Regions from separate parts of the Mus musculus genome. Here all the other regions are linked to region 3. Evidence: chromatin loops called from intact Hi-C (ENCODE). Cell type or tissue: gastrocnemius. All regions are shown on one strand. Links, peaks and the distances in the headings refer to the core of each region. The heading gives the core; the rest is flanking DNA. Region 1 holds the start of Pnrc1 (proline-rich nuclear receptor coactivator 1). Region 2 overlaps Map3k7 (mitogen-activated protein kinase kinase kinase 7). Region 3 holds the start of Casp8ap2 (caspase 8 associated protein 2).

Evidence for each region. Hi-C counts contacts between places; a loop is a spot of excess contacts. Peaks named below come from ENCODE experiments on the same cell type or tissue, not always from the same donor. Only the 100,000 strongest peaks of a DNase experiment are listed, where the experiment ranks them.
Region 1: a loop joins it to region 3, with 3 times the contacts of the local background. A loop is called at or near these places in 2 of 42 quality-filtered maps.
Region 2: it touches region 3 in a loop (6-fold over the local background); 5 of 42 quality-filtered maps call a loop at or near these places.

Annotation. Positions count from the first base shown.
Region 1 is chr4:33,243,431-33,254,429 of GRCm38, forward strand. Pnrc1 (proline-rich nuclear receptor coactivator 1) reads right to left here and starts at 5,357. Exons shown (of 2, transcript NM_001033225.2): 1 at 4,518-5,357; 2 at 1,993-3,077. The coding sequence starts at 4,967. The coding sequence ends at 2,634. In gastrocnemius, for the core only: a CTCF peak has its summit at 5,602; DNase peaks (open chromatin) are centred at 2,683, 4,397, 5,178 and 5,766; H3K4me3 peaks cover 4,870 bases; H3K27ac peaks cover 4,461 bases.
Region 2 is chr4:31,985,095-31,996,093 of GRCm38, forward strand. It overlaps Map3k7 (mitogen-activated protein kinase kinase kinase 7), which reads left to right. Exons shown (of 16, transcript NM_172688.3): 7 at 592-720; 8 at 3,495-3,625; 9 at 4,840-4,921; 10 at 6,619-6,749; 11 at 7,293-7,422. Among named protein-coding and RNA genes, the nearest start is that of Map3k7, 26 kb to the left of the region's middle. In gastrocnemius, for the core only: no CTCF peak of the experiment used is centred there; a DNase peak (open chromatin) is centred at 5,950.
Region 3 is chr4:32,610,761-32,621,759 of GRCm38, forward strand. Casp8ap2 (caspase 8 associated protein 2) reads left to right here and starts at 4,710. Exons shown (of 11, transcript NM_001122978.2): 1 at 4,710-4,732. In gastrocnemius, for the core only: no CTCF peak of the experiment used is centred there; a DNase peak (open chromatin) is centred at 4,560; H3K4me3 peaks cover 1,801 bases; H3K27ac peaks cover 1,589 bases.

The DNA.
Region 1 (10,999 bases), core at 1,099-9,098, 630 kb after region 3:
TTCCAGACAGGGCCTGGGTAGCCTGAACCCACAGAGATTTGCCTGCCTCCGTCTTCCTAGTACTGGGATTAAAAGTGGTGGTCAACATGCCTAGCCCTACACCCTACCTTTGAGGGAAGTCAGGCGAGAGAGGCTTAAGTTTCCCAGAGACAGACTCTATGGAAGCACTGAGTGACACTCGGGGTTAAGAATCTGTGGCCTCTGGTCTGTTGGAGCTAAATAAATCAGCTGCGATTAGCCAGCATTATTAAGAGAAAACTGCGTCACTGGGACAGGGGAGTACCTCCTGAGGGCATTGGGACAGTGGAAAATCTCCTAAAGATGAGCTGCCACAAACTGTGGTCTGGGGGGACCAAGACTGTCCTGAGGTTGGCAAAAGGTGTCTAAGAGTCTCCTACAAGGTACCAGCTCTAAAGGGATCACACTATCTTTGTCTTCAGAGTTTTGATAGGGCTGGAATCACAAAAGTGCTACCATGACCTTTTTTTGAAACAAGAATAATCTTTAACTTCTGATACTGTTTCCAACTTATACCAGTACTGAGACACAGGTTAAGTATGCATCGCTAAGCTAAACTCAAAACATTGTGTGGTGACTCCCCCATGTGTGTATCTTACTCTGTGGCTCCCTACTTTACTACTGTGTGTGCGTATGTAGTGGGTGGTATACCACAGCCAAGTGCACAGCCAGAAAACTTTCCGGTTCTCTCCTACACCTGCTGATTCATCACAGCATCCAAGACCTGCGGCTTAAGTGCTTGCTGGGCTGGGCTGGGCTGGCTGGCTGGCTGGCTGGCTGGCTGGCTGGCTGGCTGGTGAGTGAGCCTTGCAATGTTTTTGTCTTTCCCTTCCCTGCTCCCAGATTACAGGCTCAGTGGCTAGGGATGCAAGTTTAGGTCCTCATGCTTGCAAAGCCATCTCCCCCAACCCCTCCAATGTTTTAGTGGAGGGTGGTGCCTGAGAGGTCCCAGGACAACTTGCATCTACTTGTCTACCTTGTCATTTCCAGGACTTCAAGCTGGTGCCACCTGCCTTTACCCACCGAGTTGTGTTATCTACTGAGTGCTAAAATGTTTTTAAGCCTTAGCTTTGGGTATCAGAACCAAAGCCCCCAGAGAAAGAGCTCTTAAATTTCTCCCCTGGAAGTCTCACACACACAGACTATTACATTTTTTGATTATTTCTACGATGGGTTGCAGGGATCAAGCTCAGGCTTCCTTACCCTCTGAGGCGGCTTCCCCATTCCTATAACAAAAGTATTTTCTTTCACTGAAAAATGAAAGGGAAAGATACCTTTGGGAGTTCAGTTCCCAGCCCACAGAGACCTGTAACTAGAGCTCCAGAGATCTGATCCCTCCAGCCTCCATGAGCATTGCACTCACACGCACATACTGGAAGCCAAGCATTAACAGTTCATACAAAAGGAAATTCTAAGTGAGGTGAGAGTTTGCCTGTGATCCCAATTCCTCAGTCAAACAGATTAAAAGTTCCAGCCCTGCTTGGATCATGAGACAAGATGAAGGACAGCCTGAGAAACTCCAAAATAATTACTTCAAAATAAAAATGAGGAATTGTGTATTCTAGAGCTAGAGATACAGTCTACTGGCACAGTGCTTGCTTGCCTAGCATGCCCAGAGCCCTGTTTGATCCCCAGTACCTCTGATGCCCCGGGGTGGTGGTGTACACCAGTAACCCCCACACTGGAGCGAAAGCAGAAGTTCTAGGTTATTTCAACTCCAGAGCTGAGTGAGCTCAAGATACTGTCATAATTAATTTTCATATTTATAACAACCAGCTTCACTTTTGTTCACATTTCTATTTCCAAGATGGGAAATTCTTTCTCTCAGAGGTAGGTTAAGTTATTAAATTTTGTAGCAAGGTTGTTATTTTAGCATAGTCAAAGACACGAAGACAACAAATGTTCCAAGTCCAATGACACAGTCACCTGCTTACACACTCATTCAGACAGCAGGCACACACAAAAAGCCAAGACTACCTTAAAAGGGGGGAGGCCAAATTATTATTATTGATTTAAAATTTGATTACAACCAATTTTGTTGGTATTTAAAATTAGAGGTGTTTTAAATCTCCATAATGGCAATATACCAATATCCAGAAATGAAGTTTGGTAAAAACGGGAAGCTTTCTAGGAATTGCAGATTAAAAGTCAAGTTGTCAATTTAGAGCAACACAGACTCCATGATTACAGTGATTGTGCCGAATTTCACCTTCAGTAGTACATAAGGAAATTGTTCACAGTTACATCTTCACTTTTGAGATTTGACAGCTGTTCTTAAAAAAATTTCGGTACCTGTGCAAATAAACAGTCTTCCATGTGCCTTAGCACCCACTTAGACTATCTCCACTGTATATATACAAAACACCACCACAGCTGCAGGGCAAAATACATACTTTCATAACAAAACTATAATGTCCTCTCAAGTATGAACAATGTACACATAATACATGGTATACAGTATTTACAAAATATAAAATATAATACAAGCTGCTTGTGTGACTTAAGCTCATTGTGTCGGATGCTGCAACAGGGCAAGTTTTCACTGCTGTATCCGTTTCCTTTCGAGTCCAAAGGTCTGGGGAAATCGATGTTTACCACACACTGCAGACGCAAGCCTAGGTCTGCACCTTGAGGAGCGTTTTCAAGTGCACTGCCATCAGCTCCCGGCTCTGGCTGGGGTTCTCGGCGGTACTTCCCATCCAGTGACTCGGAGGCTTTGGGAGGACACTAGGGGAAGGTGGGTCACTGAACTTTGCTCCGGCGTAATTTTCCTTTTGGCTCACTTCTGTTAGAAATGCTGATTTCTTCAAATGGTTACTTTTAATGTTCTCAGTATTTTTAAAAGACTTTTTTTCCTGCTTCTGCATTCGATCGGAGGAAGCAGAATCCTGCCAAAAGTCACTTTCATTCCTTTTTGCAGAGGTGATCTTGGTTAGTGGCAAGTTGTATTTGCTTTTCTGTCTGTTTATCTTTGGTTGTTCACACAAGTGTATACCATGCACAAGCTGGCTGTGGGGAAGGGCAATTTTCTCCGATTTTCCCATCTTTGATTTTAAAACCTACAAAGGAACACAAAAGTGAGCAATTTTCAAGATAAAAGTTATCTTTACATATATTTTACAAACTTGCTTTTAAAGTCCTCTAGAATTTAATCCGGTTTTAAATAAATACGTTATGTGTGGGATGTGCTTACTACTGGATGTTCAAATGTGCACGCCTCTTATGTTGCTATTGAATTGATGCTGTTAATTATAGCATATATCAAACTTACATTCAGAAAAATATCACTTAAAAAAAACTCAATGTCCATCTTTTCTAACTGTAAACAACAGTAAGGAACAAGTGTCCTCTATAGGTTAGAAAAAAAGTTCCCGTCTGCCTTTCAGATTCAGCAACTTCATGGACGACCTTCTAAGCTCAGCCAAAAGGTCTGTAAGGCAGAAGCAGAAAGGTAAATTCCAGGCCAGCCGGGGCTACAGCCCGAATCCTAACAGGCCACAAACTTTTGCACTGTAGTAACTTTCCCAGCATAATCTACAGAAATGTGCACCAAATGAAAACACCCTTAGATCACTGCCCCTCTGATGCTTGCATGATATAGTAAGGACACAAAAACTGAGACCCAAGTACAAGGTCATACTGTCTTTCCCGTTCAAAACTGCCTCTGAAAAATAGAATCTTCTCCAATGTACAGTGAGTTCTAAGCTAATGCAAGTGCCTGTCTGAAAAACTAAAAACCAAACCAAACCAAACAAAAAACCACTTCAGGATCTAAATTCTTATTCCTCTTCATGGGCACATCTTGATCAAGTACAATTTCAGTACAATGGCTGCTTTTCGTGTCACTACCAACAAAGAATTCTTCAAGCTGTATGAAAAAGGTGGTTTCGGCTTTTGTTTTTCATGCTAAGACAACTCTCAAATCCTTTAGCCTCGACAAAACTGTATCCCAGTTATCCAGATCCGTTAACCGAGGAGTCCATTTTATAACTTCTAAAAACTCATTCAGGGCGCTGCTTAGAAGCCCCCTCCAGCGAGGCAAGCTCGTGCCGGCCTGCACAGGGCCCGGGACACCTTCGCGTCGGGCATCAGACGGAGACTCCTGCCAACTTCCCAACAGCAGTCCGACTCAGCGGATCTGGCTGTGCGTGGGTCCCGCCCGCCCGGTGCCCCACTGGGCACCGCGCCTGCGCCTGCGCCTCCGCCCCCACCCAGCACCGCCTTCATGAGCGCCCCAGAGCGCTGCACGTAGCGGGCTGACGTCAGCCCTCCGCAGGTCCCTGAGCCCCGAACGCCGAAACCCCCTGGAGCGCCGCCAAGCTTCTAAATGCAGGCTGTTGCTGGGCCGTAGCCGCCGCTCCCATTGGCTGGCTCCGGAGCCAATGGGCGGCGCCAGCGCAGCCGCCCAGCCCCCCTCCCGCTTCCGCCCCACCACTCGAGCGAGCGTCACGGAAACTTCCCTCCCGAGTAAACAGCCGCCCCGCCCCCACCGGCCCTACCTCCTTCGCGAGTGGGGGCTGTCTGTGGAGCAGGGCAGTGGCCGCCAGACCTCGCTCCTCCTGCGCGACGATTGGCCCCGGCGCCGGGCTGCGACCACCCTCCAGGCTCGGCCGGTGCTGCTGGAACTGGTGGAAGCGGCTGGGCAGCTGCCCGGCCGGGCTGGCCCGCACCTTTTTCTTCCGCCGCTTCTTGGGCGCCGCCCGCGGGGCAGCCGCCGGGGCCAAGGTGCAGCCGGACGGCGCGGTGGTGCGAGGCGCGGGCGCCAGGCACGGCCCGTCCCCCCCGAGGAAGTGCGGCAGGAAGAGGGTGGGTGGCAGCGCGCGCGGGTCCGGAAGGCGCGGCAAGGGCGGCGGGGCCGGGTTCACCATCGGGAGGGCCCCGAGGAACCCGAGCGGCGCTAAGCGGCCGCTCAGAGCGAGATCTCGCTGTGGGACGGAGACGACGGTCATGGCGCGGGGACTCGGCAGAAAGGCGGGGAGCAGGAGTCACGGGGCGGCGGCGGAGGCTGCTGCTGGAAGGTTCGGAGCAAGGACCATGACTCGGGCGAGGCGGCGCAGCAACAAATAGCGCTGGCCACCGCGGCCAGTGTTGTTACCCGAGGCCCCGCCCCGTGCCCGCCCACCTCCCTGCGGCGGCCCAATCCGCGTGCGCCTGCCAGGCCACTCCCTCGGTCCCGCCTCCGCGCCCCGAGGCAAGACACAAACAAGCAGCCTGCTGCAGCCCTTCACAAAGAGCGCACGTTGCGCAGGCGCGCCCAACGGGCTCTTACCGAGAGTGTCCCGTGAACAATGAAGTTCGACTTCTGCCTCACCTCCCTGGCAGCGATCCTTTGGGGTAGCCTGGGGGTGGGGCAGGGGAGGAGGAGGAGAGAGGCGGTGGAGGAACTAGGAAGCTTCTGACCTCCAGAAAGGACTGCTTTGTAGGTTTTCGATTTCAGCCCTACATAAAAATTTTAAGAGATTTCGGAGAACACTAAGGATTTATTTCACTAAGGATTTACAGCACTGGTGAAGATCTGCCTCCATTTAACCTACAGTGAAATTTGGCTATGTGGTTTCTCATTCGGTTTTCCGACGCTGCCAATTAACCCTGGTGGTGAAAATAAAAAAGGGTTTACTGAAGGATTCTTCAGCTCATCAGAAGTACTCTATAATGCCGAAAATGGGCCTTTAATTTTTTACTGCCTTTATAGCTAAAGATCTCTGGGAGTCTCTTGAGATCTCACATTGCCCCTGAAACTTGATGCTGCTGCCAACCAATTGGCCTTTGTCCCACCCAGAGAAAACAGCTCTGCTACAGTTGCTAGCTAACTGGGTTAACAGAATTCTCTACTCACAGTTTAATACAGAAAAGAACTGTAGACACCAGTTACCAAATAGGACCTCAGAACCAATTTCTGTAATTCATCTTGTTTGAAACATACTTCTTTAATGATTGGGGCTTTATTTATTTAGTTTCCTCTTTTTTCTTTCTTCGAGATGGCGTTACTCTTTGTGTAGCCCAGGCTGTACTCTGTACTCGATCTGTAGACCAGGCTGGCCTCGAACACAGAGATACACCAGTCTCTGCCTCCCTAGTGCTGGGATTAAAGGCCCATGTCACCATTGTCCAATAATTTTTTTTTAATCATTTTACAGTAAGGCATACAAGAGACTAAAGAATTAGACACAAATCATTAAAAAATTAACAGAAGAATCTGAACTCTGGTCTAGGTATGGCAAGGTCAAGACCTGTAACACTAGCTCCTGGAGAGGCAGAAGTAGAGGATGGGAAATTTCTAGTGTAGGGAATTTAATGAGACTCTGCCTCATAATAAAAAGAGCAGGGCATCTAGATGGATCAGTGAGTAATTAAAATGCTTGCTATATAAGCCTAGCAGCCTGAGTCCCATCCCTGTAAGCCACCTAAAAATGAAAGACAGCCAAAACCACAAAGTGGCCCTCTGACTTCCAAACACATTCTGCCGCAAACCTGCTTCCACTACACACACACACACACACACACACACACATAGACACACACACACTGTGAGGAGAACAGAAGATGGGAATGAGCTAGGAGGTTAGAGGCAGGGAATAGTTCCATTGTCTTTGGCCAGCAGTAGGGAATGTCTTTGTTCTCAGGCTAGAGATCCCAGAAGGGAGCCCTGACATCTTACTTCTTTCTACACAGCCACTCCCAGTACATTGATTCTTTGATAGTGAACAGATGATGGTGAAAGTCAGGAATATCCATTCCTGATTTCAGTTCAGACCTTTTTTTTTTTTTTTTTTTTTTGAGACAGGGTTTCTCTGTATAGCCCTGGCTGTCCTGGAACTCACTTTGTAGACCAGGCTGGCCTCAAACTCAAAAATCCGCCTGCCTCTGCCTCCCAAGTGCTGGGATTAAAGGCATGCGCTACCAAGCCGGGCGATTTCAGCCCTTCTTGTAAATGATGTCAGGGTGAGCACTTCTGAAGTGGTAGTCGTTGCATGCAGTTCCCTTGATCGGGACTCTGTTGAGGCTCATCAAGAGACAGCTATCTCCTAGTCAAAGTTTGGAACCCACCACTTGCCAGAGTAGAAAAATGACCTTTTGGTAACTTCCTTTTCATCTCTTTTACTTTCAGATTCTGGACTCCGGAATGCTTTCCCGGGCACTCTGGGATTGTTCACTTTCCTCTGAAGCTGTCTAACCCCTTTCTCCTTGTGGCCCCTTACAAAAAGACGTTTTTCTCTCCCTCTTCTCCATCTTTTCTCTCCAGACAGCTGCTGAGATTTACACCATGCCTGCCTTACAGTCTTGGGAAAAAAACAAAACTAATAAACTCCTTGAGCTTCTGTTCTAAACTACCTTATTAGTGAGACTAAGAACCCTGAGTGAGAGCTTCAATTTCCCTGGTAGTGTGTGACACCCAAAGGTGACTCCTCAAAATGTCTAGTAACAATAAGTAAAAAACAAATGTTTTTAATCTTACACAGGGTCTTGCTATATAGTCTTCCCTGGCCTGGAATTCACAATGTAAACCAGAAACCAGACTAGCCTTGAACTCATGGAGATCTTCCTGCCTTTGCCTTCCTGTTGGTGGGCTTAAAAGTGTGAGCCATCATGCTGGAAAGGCTGGCCTCAGTGCTGAGATAGGCACTTCCTCCCTTAGAAGCACAGATGGCTTGGTGGCACATGACTTTAATCCCAGTACTCAGGAGACAGCGGCAAGTGCATCTCTGAGAACTCGAGGCCAGTCTGAACAGCAGTGAATGGAACATCTAGATCTACATAGTGTCTTGAAAAGATCCAAAACAACAACAAAAATAAACACCACAAAGCACAGCTCTGATGGTTATCAACTGTGTTGTCTGTCATACTTCGTTATTGGGTTTGTTTTCATCTTATTTCTTCGAGGGCCTAACTAGCTTGGAGCTTACTATATAGCCACGTATGACCTTGAACTCTTGATCCTACTGTCTCCACTTCCCAAATGCTGGCATTAGGGGTCCGAGCCATCATCCCTAGATGACAGTTGATTGACAATTTTAGGAAGCCACAGCCTTACTCTCTCTTAGTCTTATAGGGCTGTTCCCAATAACTCTTAAGCTAGGTAGTAGCAAATGGTGCCTAAAATATTTAATTACTGATAGCAAGGTTGATCATGCTGACTATACAGAGTAATACCTAACTATACAGAGTGATAACTTTATATATATTTCATCATGATTAATTGCTGGGCTTTATCTCTGTAGACTTGACTGATTTTTATGTTTGTAACAGTTCATGGTAGGTGATCATGTCCGTTGGATGAATGGGAATCCAAAACTGGAAAAGAGCTTACAAAGCCTTTAATTCCCATCTTTGATAGTCAGCTGTGGGGACTTCGTGTAGTCCTTTGGAGGCAAAGCCAGGAGATGCCCTGAAAGTTTGAGACTAAGCCGATCTGCACATAAGGTTCCAAGTCAGACAGTGCTAAAGAATGACACCATTTCCAAAAAGCGGAAATAAAACTCAGCAAGCAAGTCTTCCGCCCTGTGAATTGAATTTGATTCAGCAACCCGTGAGGAGAGTACGTAGCCACAGCTGATGAAGAAGAGCAAGAAGAAACGCTAGGCTAGATCCCTCACAGGGGCGCCTCCAGTCTTGCAGTTTAGTTCCTTCCAGATGAAGTCAAGTTGACAACCAAGAGTAGCCAAGGAGGGAGAAGCCTCTGCTTTCTGCCTGCTTGCTCTCACCTTGCTAGCAAGTCCATTCCTTCGCTGGCACTGGAGCCGACTTCTTAAGATTCCAGCATACACTGAGGGCCAACGGAGACATCCAGCCTTGTGGACTGAACAACTACTGGACACCTGAACTTTCTGTCAAGAGGTTTTAGTCAGTCTGAGCGAGCAGCAAGTTTACAGCCAGCTTGTACTCTAGGAGAACCTGTTTCAAACGTATGAAACCATGACTGAGGATTTGAGTCAGCGGCATTCAACCTATGGGTAGCAACCCCTTTGGTGTGTGTGTGTGTGTGTGTGTGTATGCACGCATGTGCACACGTGTCAAATGGCCCTTTCACAGGGGTCACCAAAGATCACTGGAAAACATATTTACATTCAGTTCATAACTATCAAAATTACAGTTATGAAGTAGCAACAAAAATAACTTTATGGCTGGGGTAACCACAACATGAGGAATTGTATTAAGGGACTGAAGCATTAGGGAGGTTGAGAACCACTGATTTAAGTAGTAAAGTAGTTGCCTGGACTCAATCTCTCCTGCCACAGAAAGAAATTAAAATGAAGCAACTTTATTTTCCTGGTATTAGAATATTCAGTTCAATCGTTTCTCCCCATTACCTAAACCTTGGAGAAAAGTAACTCAGAAAACAAAACCAGGGCCAGCGAGATGGCTTGGTGGTCGAAGGTACCTGCTGCCTGCTGCTGCAACCCTAACAACTTGAGTTCAATCCCTGGCATAGCATGTAAAGGTAGGAGACAAGCCATGCCACCAAGTTGCTCTCTGACCTACACAGTTGCAGCATGACATGAAGACCCCTCCCCCACCAATTGCAATAAGTAAAACATAAACTAGTAAATTAATAAATTTTCTGTTGTATCATTTAAAAAAAAACCCACAAGAGCTGGGTATTGTGGCACATGCCTAGCCACTTGGGAGATAAAAGCAAGCAGGAGAATCACGAGTTCTAGGTCATCCTTGGCTTCGTAATGAGTTCAATACCAGCCTGGGTATATGAGACCCTGTCTTAAACAACAACGTAAGTCCAACTGAACCCAAAGAGAGACCAACAAAGTGTCTTATAGAGCTAAAGACCAAATGAAGCCTCCTTCAAGGGACCCCGAAGGAACTGCTCATGTCGGCATTCTGCCAAGTCAAGTTTCAGTATTGGTGATGACTCAGTGCTACAAATGCAGTATCTAAAATGATGTAATTATCACTGAGATTCAGGAGAGAACAGCTAGAGCTTAGCTTAACTAGTAAGTTAGTGTGTTACAGTTATTCTTAATATGTGCAGGTGTACAACGTGATTGATTTAAATATTGATGCTAATATTTTCTTGTTTGATATGAGATCTCACTACTATCAGATCTCTATACCGACCTATGGTTTTTGAAACAGTCTAGCTCAGGCTGACCCTGGAATGTTTAATCCTCCAGTGTCAGCCCTCCAAGTGCTGGCATTCTGGCACACCACCATACCTGACTATATTTCCTTTACTTCTCCTGTTCTTTAACTATAAAGTTCTCTGAGTCACAATGTCCTGGTTCTCTAAGCCTAGTCAAATTATTCATTCTTTTGTGGCTCCCACTAGGTTAACAATTCATACTTTTTATACAAAGTCTATAATCAGAGTCCATCTGTCTGTGTCTGTGTCTGTGTCTCTGTCTCTCTCTCTCTCTCTTCTCATTTTTTAAAAGACAGGTCTCTTTATGAAGCCCCAGCTGGCCTAGAATTCACTATATAGTCCAAGCTGGCCTCAAACTCATGATCCTCCTGCCTCAGCCTCCCAACTGCTGTCATTATAGGTATACTCTACCATGCCCAGCTGGGTCACTGAAGGCTGAATAGTAACAAAAGGAATTGTAAGGCATGGAAACAGCAGCAGGAGCTCCTTTGTGTTAACTCTTGTCATGGTGACAAAACATGCTCAGAGAAAACACTCCTGTACAGAAGAAAGGTTCATTTGGCTCATGGTTTCAGTCCCTGGTCACCTATGGTGGCACAAAGCATCAGAGCAAGAATACATGTCAGCAGAAGCCGGAGGGGGGGGGGACATTACCACCTTAAGAGCTTGCCCCCATAATCTGCCTTCTTTCGACTAGGGCCCTACCCCTAGAGATTCCACTTCCCAATAGCACCATAGGCTGAGGACCAATCCTTCAACACACAGGTCTCTGGGGGGACATTCAAGATCCTAGCTGTAATGAGCTCTAATGAATTATCTCAGCGTATCAAGAGTGTAGTGGGTGAGGAACATGAATCTCTAGGCTGAAGGCACACAAATTGTGAG
Region 2 (10,999 bases), core at 1,276-9,275, 630 kb before region 3:
AAAGAAATAAAAGCACATCCCCTTGGCGTCATTTAAAAAAAAAAAAAAAAAAAAAAAAGAACACTGCTACTTTTACAGAGGATCCAGACTCAAACCCCAGCCCCCACCTGGAGGCTCACAAAGGTCTGTAACTCCAGATTCCTGGTGCCCAATGACTTCTTCTGACCTCCACAGGCATTGCTATACATGGTACAGAGACATACATAGGAAAAAACATCATTAATACACAAAAATAAAAATAAAATACCTTCTTCTAAAAAACAAGTTGAGAAATTACAGAAAGAAATATATGGGTGTTCAAACTGTGCCTATATGTGTATGGATTAATCTATACAGAGAAGCAGGAAGACCAGTGCATCTTGTTGAAAAAGTAGGCAATAACTGACTTTCTCACATAGATTTTGAGTATATTATTAATATTTATTTAACTTAGTAAAAAATATTTGTTGACAGTATTAAAGAAAGTAATTGTTTAACTGTGTGTATGTGGCAGTCTCTTCTCCAAAATTCCCATTCTTTTAAAATTTATAAAACTGGTTGTTCTGTAATTCCTGTGGACCCGGTCTCAAGATGACCCTGCCTTTTTTGTAGGTAGCAATTACAGTGAAAAGTGTGATGTCTTCAGCTGGGGTATTATCCTCTGGGAAGTGATAACACGCCGGAAACCCTTCGATGAGATCGGTGGCCCAGCTTTCAGAATCATGTGGGCTGTTCATAATGGTTTGTCAAAAGAAATTCTTCTTTAATAGACTTTGTATATTTCATCTTTGGAAAACTACTCCCATCCTCTTCCTCAGAGACCATGTGTATCTGATACTGAAGTACAGTTAAAATTTGTTACCAGACCACCTTCCTTTCTGTATCTGTCTCTGGGTCCTGTGGGGAGAACTTAGACTCCTCCACACAGGGCCAAGACTGGCAGCTGCACTGCTTAGGGAAAGACACAGCAGTACTTGGTCAATGCCACAGTCTGTCTCAGAGATAGAGAAACACTGGGGGAAAAGTACAGAAAGAAAGGCTCGTATTGATTCCCACCTGTCTATAGTTGGGGAGCTTTCATAGGAAACAAGTCTCTCTCTCATCAAGAGAGAAAGCAAAGCTACTGGTAAGAGTTGTGACTTAAGCTCCAAAAGGCACAGCATACAGTGTTTCACATGTGTGGTATTTATATTCTCAACCATACTTACATACACTAATATCACAAGGAGACAGTGATGGAGCTACCACCCAAATTCAGGCCCTTCTGACTCAAGGAAGTGCTCTTTTCATCATAGTGACTTCATGGGCTCAGTTCTTATGTCTCTGGTCACATACTTCCAGTGATGCTTCTGTCTGTAAATGTGAGTTAGGATGTCTTCTTCACTAATAGGCACTTCACAGTTTCTCTGGGAAAGTCTCAGTGAAGGAACTGCAGTGCCATGTTACTTCATGTGCCTCTAATCACTCTGATGAGTATATGTTTGTATACTCGTCCTCAGGTGATCAAAGAACAAACACTAACTCTTCAGAGCGTTTGTAGACTGGCCAAACCAAAACGCCATCAAAGTCATCTTAGCTGCTTTGTCAGTCTCCTCTACCAACTTTAGTGTTACATCCTGTAGTGTTGGTATAAAAACTATAAGAGCCTTGACCAAGACAGTGTGCTTCCTCTATCAGTTTTCAGTAAAGGATTGTCAGTGAAGCACAGAGTAAAAGAACTAGCTTGTTAATTGAATAAACTACAAAGATTGTAATGTATCTGAAGCTACCCTGGAGTGGGAGACTTAGTAAGACCACCACAGGCTTTAAAAACTCTAAGACAGTTGTTTTCAGCTTGTGAAGTGGTAACTGCAACTAGTGAGTGTGACACCACAGCAGAGAGGAGTCAGTGAGTGTGACACCACAGCTGGGGAAGTCAGTGAGTGTGACACCACAGCAGAGAGGAGTCAGTGAGTGTGACACCACAGCTGGAGAAGTCAGTGAGTGTGACACCACAGCTGGGGAAGTCAGTGAGTGTGACACCACAGCTGAGGAAGTCAGTGAGTGTGACACCACAGCTGGGGAAGTCAGTGAGTGTGACACCACAGCAGAGAGGAGTCAGTGAGTGTGACACCACAGCTGGGGAAGTCAGTGAGTGTGACACCACAGCAGAGAGGAGTCAGTGAGTGTGACACCACAGCTGGGGAAGTCAGTGAGTGTTACAACACAGCTGGGGAAGTCAGTGAGTGTGACACCACAGCTGGGGAAGTCAGTGAGTGTGACACCACAGCTGAGGAAGTCAGTGAGTGTGACACCACAGCTGAGGGGAATCAGTGAGTGTGACACCACAGCTGAGGGGAATCAGTGAGTGTGACACCACAGCTGAGGAGAGTCAGTGAGTGTGACACCACAGCTGAGGAAGTCAGTGAGTGTGACACCACAGCTGGGGAAGTCAGTGAGTGTGACACCACAGCTGAGGAAGTCAGTGAGTGTGACACCACAGCTGAGGGGAGTCAGTGAGTGTGACACCACAGCTGAGGAGAGTCAGTGAGTGTGACACCACAGCTGGGGAAGTCAGTGAGTGTGACACCACAGCTGAGGAAGTCAGTGAGTGTGACACCACAGCTGAGGGGAGTCAGTGAGTGTGACACCACAGCTGAGGAAGTCAGTGAGTGTGACACCACAGCTGAGGAGAGTCAGTGAGTGTGACACCACAGCTGGGGAAGTCAGTGAGTGTGACACCACAGCTGGGGAAGTCAGTGAGTGTGACACCACAGCTGAGGAAGTCAGTGAGTGTGACACCACAGCTGAGGGGAGTCAGTGAGTGTGACACCACAGCTGAGGAAGTCAGTGAGTGTGACACCACAGCTGAGGGGAGTCAGTGAGTGTGACACCACAGGTGAGGGGAGTCAGTGAGTGTGACACCACAGCTGAGGGGAGTCAGAGTGCAAACAACATGATTGAGGGAAGAGAAGGAGTGTGACACCACAGCTGGGAAAAGTCAGTGTGACACCACAGCTGAGGGGAGTCAGTGAGTGTGACACTGGTTGGCCACTTTGTATAGATGGAAGATTTTTTTTCAAACACATTTGAAAATTTTGTAGTCTAAAAATTCATCTTTCCTCAAGTCAGCTACTGTTTTTTCTCAATGCATAGCCTTTGCTGCTTGTTGAAAGAATATTTGAGATAGTTTCACTGTCAGTCCTGGCTGAACGAGACCTATGGCTTCACCAGCCTCTGCCTCATAAGTTCTAGGGTTAAAGGTGTGCAGTTAGCCCAAGTAAAACAGTCTTAGTTCTTACTGTTATTATCACCATGTGCTACAGACTGCAGTATAAGTTATCCTGTAGTTTGCCCTTTGTGGAAAAAAAAAATAGATACAACAAATAGAGAAAGATGCATGCATACAAACAAACAACAAATGGTAAACTAAAAGATGAAAATGCTAATTCCAATATTGTTAGAAGTAAACTTTAAAAATCTTGTACTGCTCTTTAGGTAGCTAATTCTTTTCTTTCTCTAATTTTCAATTATAGGCACTCGACCACCACTGATCAAAAATTTACCTAAGCCCATTGAGAGCTTGATGACACGCTGTTGGTCTAAGGACCCATCTCAGCGCCCTTCAATGGAGGAAATTGTGAAAATAATGACTCACTTGATGCGGGTATAATCCTTCTTTTGAGGGGCTTTGGGTAGGGGGAATTTAATATATGCCAGCTTTTAGTGGGCGTGTAAAGTGAAGGAATGGCAACAGTTTCTTGTATTCTATTTTCCAGTGTTACTCAAGTTAGAGTAGGCGTCTATTACTCACATAGTTAGAAGAGAGAGCATTACTGTAAGACCGTATCTAGCTCTCTCTAATGGCAAGAGACTTAGACTAGGTGTCGGGCTTGCTGTCGTATACTAATGTTTGTGCCAAGGACAGAGCCTATAAGAGAGGCTGGGAGAGGGTGTCTAAAGCTTTACAGTGCCTACAAATATATGTGATTGATAACATGCTGAACTAAACTCAGCTTGTCAGATTTTCATCAAAATACATTCACTTATACAGTGTACTGTATCTCAAGAGACATGTAACTGAGGAGTGTTAATTTTTGCTGTTTGGACTTTTTGTTGTGTGTTTTCAGATGCCAATAAAAACTATACTTTTTTTTCTAGGCCTTATAGAATCCTAATTTAGGAAATCTTTTAGATAACCAAATTCCCTACTCTACAAATCTAAACACTTTAGAATTATTTCAAATATTTTAGATTTCTTTTTTCTTTTATTGAAAATAGATTTTTTTTCCAACAAGAGCTATAAGTGGTAACTTTGACTTAAGTTTATACACCTAAACTTTAAGCTGTATAAGTAAAATGATAACTGTTCCATCATGTCTAATTTGGAAAAAAAAACTTCATTGTTCAGTAAATATTTTAGTATTATGTCCCCAGTTCTTAAGAGGGCTTCCATAAGGTATGTTCTTAATGTTTAAAATCTGAGTTCTAAAGCTGACTCAGAAGTATTCATTCTCAGTTGTCAGACTAATAGTCTTTGCAACAGTTTGACAATATATGTCACTCTTGCAAGTCTGGTACACTATAAACAATGACCCTGCTATTCCCCTAGAGAGCTTCTCTTTGCTGTTATCTCAGTGCTTGTGTGGGCACATGACATTGTCTGCTGCTAAATTTTCCAAAAGGAGCACACATCATCATCTTTGATCAAAAAACAGACGCTGCTCCACTGTCAGTACATGCCTGAGGGGAAACTGAGCTGCATCCACCTCGGGTGCACCCGAAACTACAACAGTGATGCAGATGCTCTTGAACTCATGTCATGTAACAGGCTCTGCTCTGTACTAAAGGCATTTTAAATTGTGATTTGCTTTTATACAGTACTTCCCAGGAGCGGATGAGCCGTTACAGTATCCTTGTCAGTACTCTGATGAAGGGCAGAGCAACTCAGCCACCAGCACAGGTAAGCAGATGGAGTCAGAGCAGCCGCAGGATTCCCTCCGTCCCATGACATTTGTCATGAAGAAAGGAATGATGTCTGTTTGCATCTTAGTTCCTCATTTCTCAGGACTCACTGCAGTTTAAGTTTCCAGGGGCCTTGCTCTATGAAGGCCCTGAGGTTAAGCTTCTGTGGCTGCTGTTACTGTTTAGTTAAGTCTAAAAGATGAATATTATATTGCTGTGAATGCTGCTCTTACATTGTTTCTTAGTTTCATCTATTTGTGATAAGGTCTCACTTTGTATTCAGGCTAGCCCAGAACTCACTGTATGATTCAAGATAGCATCCATTAAATTCATACATAGTCCTGCCTCAAAAACCTTAGGAGTTCTCTGACTAAGATACATGCCCCACACCCAACTGTTTCTCTGTGGGCACTGCTGGCCCAAACTACTGTAGGTTATTGTGAACGTTGGATTCCTTTACTAGCTCTGTTCTGCTTTTTTGGGGTTTGGTTTGGTTTGGTTTGGTTTGGTTTGGTTTTTTTCTAAAGAGACTTACACAAGAAACTGGCCTGTTGGAGACCATCCTTAGCTTGTTCCTGACTGGGTCTTGGTTTTGTTTTGCTAGTTGTTCCTGAGTTCTAAGTACTGGAGTGCCAAGGGTTCAGCCATTAATCTCCATGTCCTTGGTTACCTCTTCAAATACCTCTTCGTTTGCTTTTATCTCTCTATCTTTTTAAACAGATCTTACTTCAAGTTTACTTGTAAAAACAGTATAGGTCACTGGTCATCTGCAGACAGTGTGTGAGTAGGTGTGTCCCAGCAGTCCATCTGACTTCACGTTGGCAGCAGCCTTTTCTCTGAGGCCTTCACTGGGGCCCGGCACCTTTGGGAGCCTGAGCTGGAGCTGAAGCTGGGCCTTAGCTGGAGCTGCAGCCTCTGTCTTGGTTTGACCCCTGGGCTTTGGTTGTCAGAGCCTATGGTCCTTGGCCGTGTAGCTTCAAATCCAGTTCCCAAGCTTGGGGTGAGCAGGGAAAGCCAGGCGGCTGAGGTTGCGGTGAGGCCTCTGGCACACCCGGCTTAACCATCTTAGGCTTCACACGGCCTTGATGGCCTCTGCTCATCCACTCGTTGCATTTACAGTGTCTGCATCTTCCTCAGGCCTTGCTGTTGTGCTTCTTGGCAAAGTGCGTGTTCCTCAGGAACTTGGGGTCAACTCCTTAAGAGATTTGTGTGTCTGTAACTCTGCCATTTTGGGGATTGGTTGTGTGTGGTGTGGTTCTTGGACTTGGCTGTGTCTGCACAGTAACCCACACCTCCTGAGTGCCTGGGACTGGAAGAGAAAGAGCATCTGTTTTCATGTTATACCTGAATTCCATCCTCAGAGATCAGAGCCTGATGTCTGATAGGGACAGACACAATACTTTCTAAACTGAGTTCTGGTTCTTCCGTCAAACTCACTCATCGTCCAGGCTTGCCATCTCAGCGAATAACCCTCAGTTCTACTTCAGGCTTAATCCCTTGGGTTATTGTTATTTACGGCTATGTAGAAGACTGGTTGGCTTTTTATTGTGCTGTCTGTAACTTTGATTTAAAATGGGTTGCTCAGTGTGTTTTCACTGGTGTAGAAGTCTTATTTTTACATATGTCTTGTCCACTATTGAATAAGGCATTCATATTATTCCCAGCCTGTAGTCTGAAATGTGTCTGCTTTTCTAGGCTCATTCATGGACATTGCTTCTACAAATACCAGTAATAAAAGTGACACAAATATGGAACAGGTTCCTGCCACAAACGACACTATTAAACGCTTGGAGTCAAAACTTTTGAAAAACCAGGCAAAGCAACAGGTTTGTTATTAAAAGTAAAATTGTATGTTTTCTTTACTAGTAGTCACAACATTATACTAAAGTTATAGATTATTTGCAATCTTCTGATATGTAACAATCCTGAGTTTTCTTTCTGTACCAGACAAATAAGCTTGTGGTAAGAGACATGAAATTTTGCTGTCATTTTTTACCAAACAACTTGTTTTCCTTTCTCCTGTCTGTTGCTGTTGTTAGCCCTGCCCCTTCCTCCCTGTGACCCATCTCTAACTAAGGGTCCTACAAACAGTGTGAAATGTATTTAGGTTCTATGGACCAGTTAAGTTCTCACAAGGCTGTCATCCTGTTAGGTTGGTTGTATTACGGCTGTTGTTGGTAATAAGTGATTGCTTTGAGCCGTGTATATCTGAGCCTGCTGTGCTTTACTAGGTCCCTCCGTTATAAGGTTCCCTGCTTCAGAACAGCACCATCAGCATGAAAAGCCACTTGCCATCTTCATCCTGGGCTGCCCAGGATCTCTACAGGAAAAGATCCTCAGTAACTGAGATTGACCTGTAATCCTAACAGAGTGAATCTGGACGCCTGAGCTTGGGAGCCTCTCGTGGGAGCAGTGTGGAGAGCTTGCCCCCCACTTCCGAGGGCAAGAGGATGAGTGCTGACATGTCTGAAATAGAAGCCAGGATCGTGGCGACTGCAGGTAAAGGGGCTGCAAGCCCAAAGAGAAAATGCCTATGGTTTTACATGGTACTCGCGGTTGTATTCAATAGGGCCGATGGGTCGTGTCTTATATCTGCTTTCTAAAAACAGATGGTGGGTTCACGGTGTTTTCTAAGCTTTCAGCAGTAAAGGTTTTGGTTCAAATTTTAAATAGACAAGTATGGCTTAAAATGTATTTGGATTATAAAATACACTTCCTAGTTACAGACTTTCAAATGTAACAAATATATCAAATATATTTCTCCTCAAACATAAACAAGCTTCAGAAATCAAACTTTCACCAATACCAGAGTATTTTCTATGGCTGAGTAATTCCAGTGTTTTTATGCTGAGCCCAAGAAACGAAACATGATTGGCAGGAAATTGTGCCCCAGGAGCTGTTGTCCTGCTCTTCCTGCCAGCGGCCAGAGTCGCCCAGCTAGCTGTTTGCTTATCTGATGATAGAATCAATAGTAGTAGTTTCATCAGACGTTGGCTTTGATAGTGTTTAAATTTCATTTTGTCAGCTCTTAAAATGTACAATAGACAACGTAGCCAGAATTAAAAAGAATGGCATTTTGTCACCTGGTGAACCAGCACCTTTTTTAAACCGGGTTTCACTTTAGTGGTGCCAATTTAATTTGAGTCTTATTTTGTTATTTCTGATCTTCCAAGGTTAGACAAGAGTGAATTGTAAAAATGAGCATTGTATTGGAGCATGTAAAAGTGTAAAACAAATAACAGTAAAAACTTGATAAATTCTCCTCTTCGGGGGATAGTTTCGATGTATCTGCATATCTTTTAATTATATATACAGAGTTTTAAAAAAAATGTAAACGGAGATGTTTTCTAAGTAAAATGTTCTGATTGTGTGTGTTCTCTTTGTAGAGAGTGGCATCCAGATGAACTGTACTGTACTTGTCTAAACTAATCACAGTCACTGATTTATCAACCTGCACTAAAAGCCTTTAGATAGGAAGGACTGTCTGAAGAGACAGTGTTTAAACACTAAGCTATTGAGCCCACAGAGACAAGTCTAGATTTGCCTTGTGGTCTTTAGGCACTGGTTTTCTATCTCTGTGTCACAATCTCTGTTGTTTAACTTCTATCCTCAAGGTTACCGTGTGGTCCAAAATGGTTGTGACAGCTCAAGCCGTCACTTCACTGCTCAGGTAGCAGGAAAGAAAAGGAAACAGAAGGGGGGAAAGCTTTTGAAACCAATTTCTGCAGCTTCCACACTCATTCCACAAGGGGTCTGAGCCATAGCTGAAATTGCTGCATTAGTAAAGTCAGAGCCCATGCTAAGGAGAAGAAAAGACTAGAAATGAGTGGGGAAATAGCTGTCTCCACCTGAGATAAATCCTCAGAAAACGTCAGGTTCAGTAGAGGTCAGTGCCCATCACTGGTCTGCTGGTCTCCATGAAGCACAGATGTCTGTAGACAGAGACATACTGCCAGCATTGTTGGGGGTCCACTTCAGTTCAGTTATCATCCAGAATACACACATAATGTTGATTCTGCCCTGAAAGGGGAAGTAATGTTTTCATAATAGTTTAGGATTTTGCTAAGCCTGTTTTTCTAATCAGATACAGATTTGTAATTACATATTATAAGAATGACATTTTTCCAGTTTAAGGATAATCATACATAAAATTAGTTTGTCCTCTCTACCTAAATGTAAGACAATACATCCTTTGAATTTTAAATAATTTGAATTTTTAATGAATTATCTTACTTTGAAAGGTTCATATTCCAGCTTTTGACAGTCTTCCTGTTTAACAGTTATATACTCTAAACGTTTAAAATTGTAATAAATATTCAGTTTATTAGAAACACTGTAGATAAACTTAGGGAAATATGTTTTAATGCTTTGGTATGATGACTGTTGATAATCACGGAATTTGATTTATAGCACACTCCAGGACGCACCTAACTTAGGATCTTCCTGCTCCTGTTTGTGTCGTAAGCACAAACATGGCAGCTTGTCTTACTAACTCCTGCACCTCCTGTCCTGCCGTCCCTCCCGTCACCTCATACCACTGATTTTACTTAGGTACACTATTTCTAAGAACACATCGGAAATTTAGCTTCTTCAGTGTCCTGCAGCTTTGTCTCTCTCTATTTGTTGTTGGGTTTTTTTCCTGCTAATTAAAACCAGTGTGTAAAACTTCTGAAACTCTTTGCTCTTTAACGTCGCCTCCCTAAGCATGGACGAAGAGTTAGATAGTTCTGCATGCCCTTTTTTTTTGCATGAGATGGATTCACACAACTATTTCAGAACTGTTCTGTTGTGCAGTCATTTCCTGTGTTACTGTGTGTGGTTGTTTGCATGTATACTGTACATGTGTGTTTTTTCAGCCTATTCCAAGCCTAAACGGGGCCACCGTAAAACCGCTTCATTTGGCAACATTCTGGATGTCCCTGAGATCGTCATATCAGGTACCATAGACCACCTGTGTTGGTGTAACGGCTGTGGAACTGGATTCATGATCCCGGTACTTTTAAATGCTTCTTGCTCCAATTTGCATAGGATATGAACAAATACCTCTCATGCTGTACCCAGGGAGATGGAGAGAAAACTGTAGATTGCCACACAAAAACCAATTTGCAAACATAACTTCACATCTCCAGCAATAAGAATCAGGTGAAAGGAAAATAACAGAAGGGAGAACACTACCTCCACATTTCCCTGTTCTTCTGTTGGACGTGAGAGATAAGCTACACTTGGGTCTGTTTTAGTAGAGGATATAACTATTTGAAACTTCCCTCCCTCCCTGTCCAGCTTGGCTATGGGGAGCCGTGGGCAGGCAGCTGCACAGTGTTACCCTAACTGCAGAGCAGAAAGGTGAAGCCAGGCCAGGCTTGCCAGTTTTTATTTTATTTATTTATTTTTTTTAGTGCACCTTGCCAGAACCCAAACTACTCAGACAGCTAGTTAGCTCTGCTGCTAGTTTATTAAGAGGAAGGTCTACAAGCTGTTTTATACCCGATTCAGTATATCAATTGGCAAATGCTTTTATATCTTATGGAGGTAAATTCATAGATGAATAAAAAACACCTTTTTAAATAAAAACTTAGATGGCATAGGAGCCCTATATATATTTAAATAATCATTTAGGCCAGTGAGATCCCTTCAGCCTGAGGACCTAAGGCGAATCCCTAGGACCCTTATGTTGGAAAAAGAGACCAGACTCACAAAAGCTCTTCTCTGGTCTCCAGACACACCTCACACGTGCATATACACACACAGGTGGGCAACATAAATAAAATAAAGGTAGATCTTTTAAAAACATGATTATTTACCCCTATGTTAAAAAATTTTTTTAAATTTTCCTTTTGTTGCCTGACTCCCAAGATTTTGATGGAAAACATATTTCTCACATGTGTGATTTGGGTGGATTCTTTGGCATTCTCTACTTTTACCCATGATAATACTTATTTAACATTTCATTTAAATTGTAGTTGAGTGGTTTTGTTAATTATTAAAGTGATATTCTGTTTTATAACATTGTCACCACCTCAAATATTAACTCATTTCTAATGCACTAGTTTTTATTTATTGAAATAAAGAATTTTTG
Region 3 (10,999 bases), core at 1,016-9,015:
GACAAAGTATAAAGACAAGAAACAGAGCAAATGTTCCCAGTAAGGGTTTATTAAGCTCTTTCATACTTCAGTCCTGAGGGAAAACACATTTCACTTCAGAATTACCACACTCCTGGGGAGATACAATCACTCGTTTTACAAAGTGTCCTCTTTAAAATGTGCTAGCATGAATACTACAGCACTTCATAACATTTGTCTTTCAAACCTGTCACCAGAACATCACTTCTGGCATTTGATCAAAGGCAGTTTTATGAAGCATGAAATTACAGCCTAATTTTTGCCTGTAAAAATGTTCTAGAAAAATGTTAGTTTTATAGATTTTGTAAATTTTTTGAAACAGAATCAAGACAATCTCCTATTTATGATATACTGTAGCTTCATAAACAAAGCACTCCTTTCATGCCATCTTTAGCCAGTTTCTCCCTGAACCCCAAGACGTGACCTGCTAACACACTGTAATCTCTTGCTCTGGAACTTAGTAATAGTCTTGTCCTATGCAAGCCCAGAATTAAGAGATGATTTGGCTAAGAAATGATTTGGCTTATCTGGTCTCCAGTGCTGTGGAAACCTCAGTTTACCATGCAGACATGGCCAGGTCCAAGAACCACACCACACACAACCAATCCCCAAAATGGCACAGTTACAAACACACAAGTCTCTTAAGGAGTTGACCCCAAGTTCCTGAGGAACATGCACTTTGCCAAGAAGCACAACAGCAAGGCCCGAGGAAGATACCAACACTGAAAACACAACGAGTGGACAAGCAGAGGCCATCGGTGGTTAAGCCGGGTGTTCCCTGCTCACCCCAAGCTTGGGAACTGGATTTGAAGCTACACGGCCAAGGACCATAGGCTCTGACATCCAAAGCCCAGGGGTCAAACCAAGACAGAGGCTGCAGCTCCAGCTAAGGCCCAGCTTCAGCTCCAGCTCAGGCTCCCAAAGGTGCCGGGCCTCAGTGAAGGCCTCAGAGAAAAGGCTGCTGCCAACGTGAAGTCAGATGGACTGCTGGGACACACCTACTTACACACTGTAGATGACCAGTGACCTGCTGTTTTTAACTTGAAGTAAGATCTGTTTTAAAAATGAAGAAATGACATCTGTGAGATGAGTTGTTATTATCATATTATTTGCATTTGTCAATGTACCTACCAATAAGGGATCTAATTAAGCAACCATGCTAAATTCACATAATTTACATTTCCATGTATACAAAATAATTGAAAAGCTGGGTGTGGTGATGCATATCTGTAATCCCAGCACGCGAGAGGCTGTGGCAGAAAGATTGCAGGTTTGAGGCCAGGCTAGGCAACTGAGTGAGTTGAAGGCAGCTTGGACTGCATAGGAAGACCCTGTCCCAAGAACCAAAGAAGAAGGAGAGGAGGAAATAAGGAAGAAAGGGAGGGAAGAAGGGAAGGAGAGAGAGAGAGAGAGAGAGAGAGAGAGAGAGAGAGAGAGAGAGAGAGAGAGAGAGAGATCTAACACAGAATATTCTCCAAGAGTTAGGAGTTGAAGAGCATGTTCAACTACATCATAACTTTGAAGGCAGCCTGGACTATGTGAGAATCTATTTTGTGAGAACTGGGGATTGTGGGGGAGATGAAAGAGACTGAGAGAAGGGTCGGCAATTAAGAGCACTTGCTGCTTTGGCACAGCATCTGAGTTCAGTTCCCAGCACCTTCATGATACCATCCATAATACCATTTCCGGGGAGTAGGGGGCAGCAGCTCTCTCTTCTGGCCTCCACAGCACTTGGTATATAGTGGACTGAAATGCATGCAAGCAAAATACTCATGTATATAAAATAAAAACAAATAAATTGAAAACAAAAAAATACCCAAAATAGATTTTTCAATGTATGTGTGGTGAACACAATGTATGCATATTCATGTTTGCATACACACGGACACATATGCATGCAGGTACATATATATATATATGTGCATGTAGAGGCCAGAGATTGACATTAGTTATCTTCTTTGATGGCTCTCTACCTTATATATTGAAGCAGAGTCTCTCACTTGAATTCAGAGCTCTAGCTAGCCACCTTGCTCCAGGGATATCCCCTGTCTCTTCCTCTTGAACACTGAAATTACAGATGGACCTGGATACCCAGCAGTTACATGGGCTCTGGAGATCTGAATTTCACACTTATGTGGAAAGCACTTTTACTTGCAAAGCCATCACCCCAGTCATATGATACATTTTTTTTTTTTTTTTTGGTTTTTCGAGACAGGGTTTCTCTGTATAGCCCTGGCTGTCCTGGAACTCACTCTGTAGACCAGGCTGGCCTCGAACTCAGAAGTCCGCCTGCCTCTGCCTCCCAAGTGCTGGGATTAAAGGTGTGCGCCACCATGCCCGGCATATGATACATTATTCAATGAATAGTCAAATGTATACTTTCATCTAAGGACTGTGGATACATTTTTATTTGGAGGAGTCCTGAGATAGGTGTCGCTCCGTGGTAGATCACGTGCTTCGCATACGCCATGAACTCATTCTCTACCACTATGAGGTGAAAATACTGTGAGGTGATATTTAAGAACATGGGAAAGTTAAGCTGGTGCCCAACTAGAACCTTCACCACTGCTGACTAGTACGGTGCTGGAAAGGTATTCTGGATGTTCCTGGAGGTGAAGGGTGATCATCAATATTACCCAGCCATAGACCCTGCCATTTACAACAGGAATGCCTGCAAGACATATTTGTATGTTCCTTCATTTACTGACCGGGCCAGGGTAGAAACGGCTGTTAGAAATCAAACTAGGCTAGTGGGAGAAACTGTGGCAATTTTGAGAGTAATTAGACATTTTACGCCTTTATCAGAAACAGAATTTAATGGCAATTACCAGACTCAATACAGTTGCTGTTGCCAGGGTACAATGATGTCTGCAAACTATAAAGGGTATACAAAATTAATGCTAAGACCAATTTTTCTGTCAAGCTTCCTTCCATGTTTCTTTGGCTTCTGAGCGACCATACATAGAAACACAAAGAGTACTGAGTACTTCACTGCCTGAAGCATTTGGTCTCTCAGGAATGGGAAGGCGCATCGTGCTTCAGGAGCCATGGACTCTAAACTGAGAAACCTATGCTGCATGACTCTCAAGGCATCTATGCCAGGTCAACGCCATGGGTCCCTGCACATATTGGTGCAATAGTGACGTGCATGCTATAGGAATAACAAACCATTTTCTGTGTGGATTTAAGGTCTGCTCAGTGAGACCATATCTGACACTGCTCAAATGGCCAAGAACCTGAGACTAGATAGTTCATAAGCCTAGAGGTAAAACTACTACTATGATTCTGCAAAGGCCAATAAAATACTCATCACGACATAGCGCTATACCCCTAAATCACTGCATTATTCAAGACTCATCAGAGAAACTTCTTACAGTAGGAAGCAACTAACAATGGGCAGAGAGTGAATCTTTGGAGCACTTAGCCCTAAATGGGACGCCTTCATCAAACCCTTTGCCTCAAGGATCAGGGACCCATTACCCAAAAGGAGGCAGAGAGACTCTCAACAGCCAGAGGTGGCGGATGACTCCAAGAACTGTGTCATCCAAGGAACAGACACAACAGGACTAATAAATATATGAATGCAGAGGCCGATAACCCTCATAAGACCCGTTGGGGTTCAAGCCTGAGGAGGTATTTGCAGTTGAATTCAACCTGCAGAGAAAGGAGACAGCAGTTTTCTTTAGTAGAGTGGCACTGGTCTATCAGCCAGACTTTGGGGAAGGGACAATACCCAGGAGTAGTTGACCAATATAAATTGAATTCCATGTTTTTGTGTCTGAGCTTTTTGTTTCGTTTTGTATTGTCTTGGCTTTGTTTGTTTTTTCTTACTGGTTTCTTTTTTGTTTCTTTTTCCTTTTTTCTTTCTTTTTTTGAGAAAGAGAACATGAAGTTCGGTGGGTAAGGAGGTGGGATCAGAGATGCGTTCGGGTAGGGGAAAAACGATAAAAATAATTTATTGTATATATATATGTATATATATATATATATATATATATTTTTTTTTTTTTTGGTTTGGTTTTTCGTGACAGGGTTTCTCTGTGTAGCACTGGCTGTCCTGGAACTCACTCTGTAGACCAGGCTGGCCTCGAACTCTGAAATCCACCTGCCTCTGCCTCCCAAGTGCTGGGATTAAAGGCGTGCGCCACCACGCCCGGCTTTACATAAAAAAGTTTAATACGGAAAAACAAAAACAAAAACCTTCTTCTATCCCGCTGAATTAGTAATTCTACGCTACGTTCACCATCCAGGATGGCATCTTAAAGGTCAGATCTTAGCGCTGTCTAGCGCGCAGCTGACACAATTTATACACTAAAGACCTCAAGCCTTCTCCACTTGCTCTCAGCCAAAACAGCTAGGAGCCTCCACCTTTACTTTCCCTTTCATTAGCGTCTCCCAGACCCGCCCCACTTCCGCTCTGGTGACGTCTTTTCCGCGGAGAAACCCCGCCCCGTTGTCACTGAGGTCACGGCCCGCCCACTTCCCTTCGGAGCCACAGAAGAGTAAGTACCAGAGTTTGGCGCCAACTGGAATCTTTTTTTCCGCCTTCAATGGCGGGAACTGGCTGTGTGCGCCGAGACGTGCTTTGCGTCTTATCTAATTGGTTGTCGGCGCTCGGTCCCGCCCTGGCGTCCTTACCGTGAGCTGCGATTGGTGGAGACGGCGGAGCGCCTGGCGTCCGGACAGCGGCCGCTGTGCGGGGCTGGCCGGCCGGGTAAGTTCCTGAGGGCCTGTCGCGGGGCTGCTGGGGAGAGGCAGCGGGGTGCCGCCTGGGATGGCTTACGCTCTGGGCGAAGGGTTGTGCCTGGCTGGGCCTCGAGGAGCCAGCTGCCGTCCTCGGGGAGCGCCCCTCGGAGCGTCTCGGGGGGCGCTGGGGCGAGCACCCGGAACATCGCCGGGTCTACAGCGCGCCCCTCCCCTCCCCCACCCGTGTCTCCCAAGTCCCTACTGCCGAGCTCTCGGTGAGTGTGGAGAAGGGGCTGTCCCGAGGGTCGGGCGATCAGTGACAGGGGCAGTTTCCCAAGCTGAAAGCTTGAGAGAAGAAGTTGTTTATGTGCTCTCCGCAGCGCCTCGAACCATCCCTGACATGGGAATGTAGAATTCTCAGGAAGCATTAGTGCTTCAAGGATCCTCTTGGCGGTCTTTTCTCGCCACACCAACACCAAACTTCTCGCTGAAGGCCTTTCTCCTATGAGCTTCAACCCCGCCTTGGAAGGGACTAGGCCACTAGGCAAGACTTCTTGGCTCTGTTACCATACCCCAAATTATTTTTTTTCCATAGTATTTCCTGCCATCTTACGGGATATGTCCAGAGATTTATGTTTTAAGGGGTGTTTTTGATTTTTGACATCTGACTGGAATTTATCCCAGCTCTCCACTTTCTAGCTGTTGGCTGCAGCAGATTTTCTAATTGGCTCTGTTAGGTTCCTCATCTATTTAGACGGGATAAGGAATAATATAGACTTGATAGGAGCTTCAGGATAATTTAAAGGAGTACTTAGCGCACTTATATCAATACTTGACTTGTGTAATGTATGCTGCTTTTCATGCCTGTCTCATCCTCAGAACCTAGAGTGAGATTTGCCTCTTAGCTTTTGCCTGGTTGTTTTCCTTCTACAAATGTATGCTTTTGTGTATTGAAAAATTTGAACTTCATACTGCTTTCAGAAAAGATTAGATGACCCCTTTCTCTATGCATTTGCTTATGAATCTGTTGAAGCTGTTTATCCTTCCAGATAATGGTTATCAACCTGTAAAATTTTTAAAGAACATTTTGGTGCTAGGGACTGGCCTTTTCAAAGCTGTGAGGACTGCACACTACTGAGCAACCTTCCTAGCCCAGCAGCTGTTATTAATCAATCATTAGCTTCTTGGTTTTTAAAACTTGGCCTCTGCATGTTTCAAAGGTGTACCACTCCTCTCAGTAGTAACTCAGATGGGAGATGAGAAGAAGTATAGAAAGATCTCTCTCACTCCTCTACCTTTCATATTCTCTCTCTCTCTTTCTTCTCCTATCTTCCCACCCTGGGAGACTCACTGACTTGTAATTTTTTTTTTAATATACCTGTCACCATGATGCTAATGAGCCCCAAATCATCTTAACTCTCCTTTTCTTTTAAGAAAAATCTGTTAGGGATCCAACTCTATTTCTAACCCAGACCGACATTTTCACCTGATTGTTGTACAAGTGATTCACCGGGTCTTCTTTATTTCTCCATTACCATTAAAAGAATGCCTTCCACCTTATCAGAGGTAGAAATTTCGGAATCATCTTTAACTAATTTGGCATTTCATTAGCTTAACAAATTATTTTATTACTTACTAACTACTAACCGCTATGCCAGACAGTGCTAAGAGCTGATGATGGTGGGGAACAAAACAGATGACCCTTGTCCAACCTGGGCCTGTACTGTCAGCAAGGTGGACGTGTTTTCTCAAATCCCACGGGAATGTAGAGTTGAATTTAAATGTAACTTTAATCACCTGATGTAATTGTCATTTCCGAAGCTTACTGCCTGAGTCCTGAAAGCTTCTAGCTGCTGTACAATCTAATCTAGTCCTGGAGTGTTTTCAGCCTCTGAGACTTATTGCTGAGTAAGCTCATCTTTTCTCATTCTTTCTGACCTGTCTGGCTTGTTCTGTCTTCCTGTGTCTAGCTTGTTCTTTCTCTCGCTCTCTCTCTCTCTCTCTCTCTCTCTCTCTCTGCAACCTGTCTCTGTACACCTGTCCCAGTAAAGCTGCTTTCTCTCCTTTTTTACTTTTTTTCTCTCTGCACTGCTCTTTTAGTAGCTTCCCTTTCCTCTCTACTCTTGTGAGAGTTGAGCATACTCTGTTCTGTCAAATCTTTCTCTGATTCAGCACTTTGCCACTCAATTGGACACCGCTTTCAAACATGGGTGCTTCCTTTTACAAACTCTACCTTCATTTTTGGAATTACAGGAGTGTACTGAGGGCCTGTCTGTATTCCAGCCAGAAGAATTAAGGTGTGTGCTAAGGGCCAAGACACACAACTAGAAACAGAGCTTTTCAGTAAATACCAAGAGCCGGCGTGGTGGCGCACGCCTTTAATCCCAACACTTGGGAGGCAGAGGCAGGCGGATTTCTGAGTTCGAGGTCAGCCTGGTCTACAAAGTGAGTTCCAGGATAGCCAGGGCTATACAGAGAAACCCTCTCTCGAAAAACCAAAAAAAAAAAAAAAAAAAAAAAAGGTAAATAACAAGATCCTGGGTTTGCAGTGTGATAAATATTCTGCAACAGTTGAACTGTGGAAAGAAGTCCTCTAGGGAAAGGACACAGTGGTATAAAGATATAGAACAATGTGAGGTGAAGTGGCGCACACCCTTGGTCCCAGAACTGAGGAGGCAGAGGCAAGTGAACTCTAGGTTTGCACACTGCCTTGTGTACAGATTGACCTCCTGCATGGCCAGGGCTACATGGAGAGCCCTGTCTCAATGCTCTCACCCATATGCTCCCTAAAACCCAAAGAAGAACATATCAGAGGTCCTTACCTAGTGGGACGACATTGTGCCTAGGGGACATTACTTTGGCCAAAATAACAGTTAAATAATGGTAGAGTATTGAGCAGACAGTCTGCACTTTTCAGAGTTGCTGACCGGGAGAGAACAAGTGTGCTCATAGAGCTACTCATGTGATCTGCGTAGGCTGCTGGGGGTTGGAGAAGAACCATGAACAGAATAACACTGGTTCAGTGGTACAGGACTGGCATGCAAGACCTCTGCAGAACTGTTAGCAAGTGTGTTCATTGTCCTGATCAGCAAGGAGCACCCAAAGGTGGTTAAGCACAGCAGGAGCACGGTTAGATTGCTGTTCTGAAGACAGCTCAGGGTGGGTGGGATAGCTTAGCCAGTAGCTGATGCCAAACCTGACAAGCTGACTGAGGTTGACACACATAGTAGAAGGAGAAAATAAATTCCCCCAAGTTTTCTTCTGACCTCCATCTGTACAAACACAATAAACAAATACAAATACATATAATACATAAATAATATATATTATAAATATTTTTATATTTTATATTGTATATATAATATATATGTATTCTAAGGACAGCTCAGGTTTTGTTATAAAGGAAATTTCAAATCAATGAGTGGACATTTGAATAGGTTTGCATAAAATACAACAGCTTTCCCACGGAAATCCCTCAGAGCTAGACTTTGTCTTTTGCTAAATTCATGACTCCTTATTTGTCTTGCACAGTTTTCTTATGCTTGTTTTGAGATAGGATCTCACGTTGGTTCCTGATTCAGCCTTGCAGCTGCTGAGACGAGATGTGTATGCCAGTGTTGGATGATCTTTGCTGTCTAGCTCCTGGCTACTAGCATCTGCAATGTGAATTTGATTAGCCTCTGCTTTAGAATTTTAGTGATCTCTCCAGTTGCTATGGGAGAGAGTTCAAGTATCTTAAACATATAAACTGTTTCTTGGTTCTCTAAAACCTCACATTCTGATCTTGCTTTCACACATTTTAAACTATGAACATTTCATATCTGGACTCATTTAAATATGTGAACTCATAGTAGACTTGGTACAGAGTAGATCTGGTGAGATGGTATCAGAAAATGTCTACAAACAGAATCTTCAGAATTTTGGAATTTTGGAAATAGTAAATAATAAAGGTGGCTAGAAAGGTACCAGTTTAAATCAAAATAAGGAATTTGGGCAAAATTCACTAGATGTTGGCAGGTTATGGGAAGGTTTTGAGCAAGAATTGCTACAGGCAGTACTTCTGTGAAAGAATTAGAATTGTTTGTAGCATGTATTTAGCAAACTAGGTAGCAACAGTAGGGCCTAAAGCACATTGAAACAGCAGTAAATGAGGGCAAATGGACAGATGGATGTTACAGAGGTGATGTCAGTAGTCTAGAGTGTGAGTGTTATTCATAAAAATAAAGATGTCAGGTGATCAGATGCTGATAGGTAATATTCTGGACTTCATGAATATGTAGTTTCAGAGGAATGTATTTGTTTTATTTTTTTGTCGTATTACTGACTATTGCTTTATATCTTTGTATAAGTAGTTCTTAACTCTCCAGTACCCTGAAGGCAACAGGCATTCTGTCACCCTTACCAGTCTTTTCCCTCTTGTATCCTATGTTCCTCCTCCCTCCATCAGCAGTTAGTCCAAGGAGAAAGTCTATGCTAGAGTAATTAAGTCAAGGTAAGATAATATCTGAATTCATAGCCTTTGGAAATTATTCATACATTTGTGTAAGTGCCCAAAGGCATTTATAGTTTGTTACTGACCTTGTAATAGATAGAACTTTTCCATGGGAGATGAGAATACCTAGGCCATGAGTGAGACCAATAGAGTCATCATAAAAATAAACTATGGGGCTAGAGAGATGGCTCAGTGGTTAAGAGCACTAACTGCTCTTCTAGAGGTCCTGAGTTCAAATTCCAGCAACCACATGGTGGCTTACAACCATCTGTAATGAGATCTGACACTCTCTTCTGGAGTGTCTGAAGATAACTACAGTGTACTTACATATAATAAATAAATAAATCTTAAAAAACCCAAAACTATGAACTTAAAATTTCTGGCTCCTGTAGTCTTTTTTTGGGGTGGGGTCAGGGAAGGTTGCCTTGTTTTGTAGTAAGTATTTGTGTTCATTAGTATATATTGAGTATATGAAACTCAGTCCTACCTTCAAGTCATCTGTTGTCTAACTGGTATCTGTTGGTTACAGTGCTGTTATTTAAATTATTTAAAAATTAGATGGGCAGTGGTGGCACATACCTTTAATCCTGACATTCAGGAGACAGAGTCAGGAGAATCTCAAATTCCAGGACAGCCTGGTCTACAGAATGAGTTCTAGAACAGCCAGGGCTACATAGAAAAATCCTGTCTTAACCCCAAACCCCTCCAAAAAAAAAAAAAGGATTGAAAAATCAGTTCATTATGGCCCTGAAAGATAGCTGATTTCATACCTGCCATCTGTAAATATATAAAGCAAATATGACAAAGAGATTGTAAAGTTGTAGAGATATGTTTAAGGATTTTGCTTCGAGGCAGAGTGTTATGTATCCAGGCTGGCCTTCAAGTAGTTGAGTGCTACTTCACAGAGTCTGCCTCTGAGTGCTGGGATAATAGGTAGGCTTTGTGTATGATAGGCAAGCACTCTACTAATTGGGCTACATTTCTTCTCATGACTAAGAATTTCAAAGTGGGGAGATTTATCCTGAATTCAAGTGATCGCAGAATCTGTTACCCAGGTTCTATTGAGAGGAATAGGTAGAGAGGTGTTAGGATTGTCCATGTGATGATAGGGGCCTAGGGAGAGCGTAGCAGGCTAGCATGCAAATATAGTTATGGAAGCAGCCATTGGAGAAGAAAGGAGATGGTAGGTCTTAGACTCTGAAGATGGAGAAAGGAGGCTCCAGACCAGGAATGCAGGTGCTTTTAGAAACTGGAAAATGTGAACAGCCTCTCTCAAACCCTATAGAACCACAGCCCTGATGACAGCTTGATTGTAGACCAGTAAGATTTTTTTTGGTAGTAAGGACTGAAACCAGAGCATTGTGCTTGCTGATTATGTTGTGCCACAGAGCCATCTTCCTCATCCCCTAATACAAACACACACTCACACATTCAATACAGATACAATTTTTGAAAAAATCTATAGTTAGTTGAATTTCTGGATTCTAATTTAATGGTTATAGAAGGCAAAATATACTTTTTGGGATATTTATTAGGAAATACATGTCTTTAAAATTATTTTTATATTTTGTATGTATGGGTGTATGTACAGCTGTGCACTGCATGCATGTCTGGTGTCCATGGAAGCCAAGAGGGGGCTTTAGACCTTCTGAAAGTGAAGTTACCGATGGTTGTGAGCCACCATATGGGTAGATTTTATCCTGACTGATTTAATGGCTCTGGCTTGTTTTATGTTTGTTTAATTTTGCACAGAATGTGAAGAAAACCAGGCTTACACCCTTGTGAAACAAAGTGGCTCTAGAA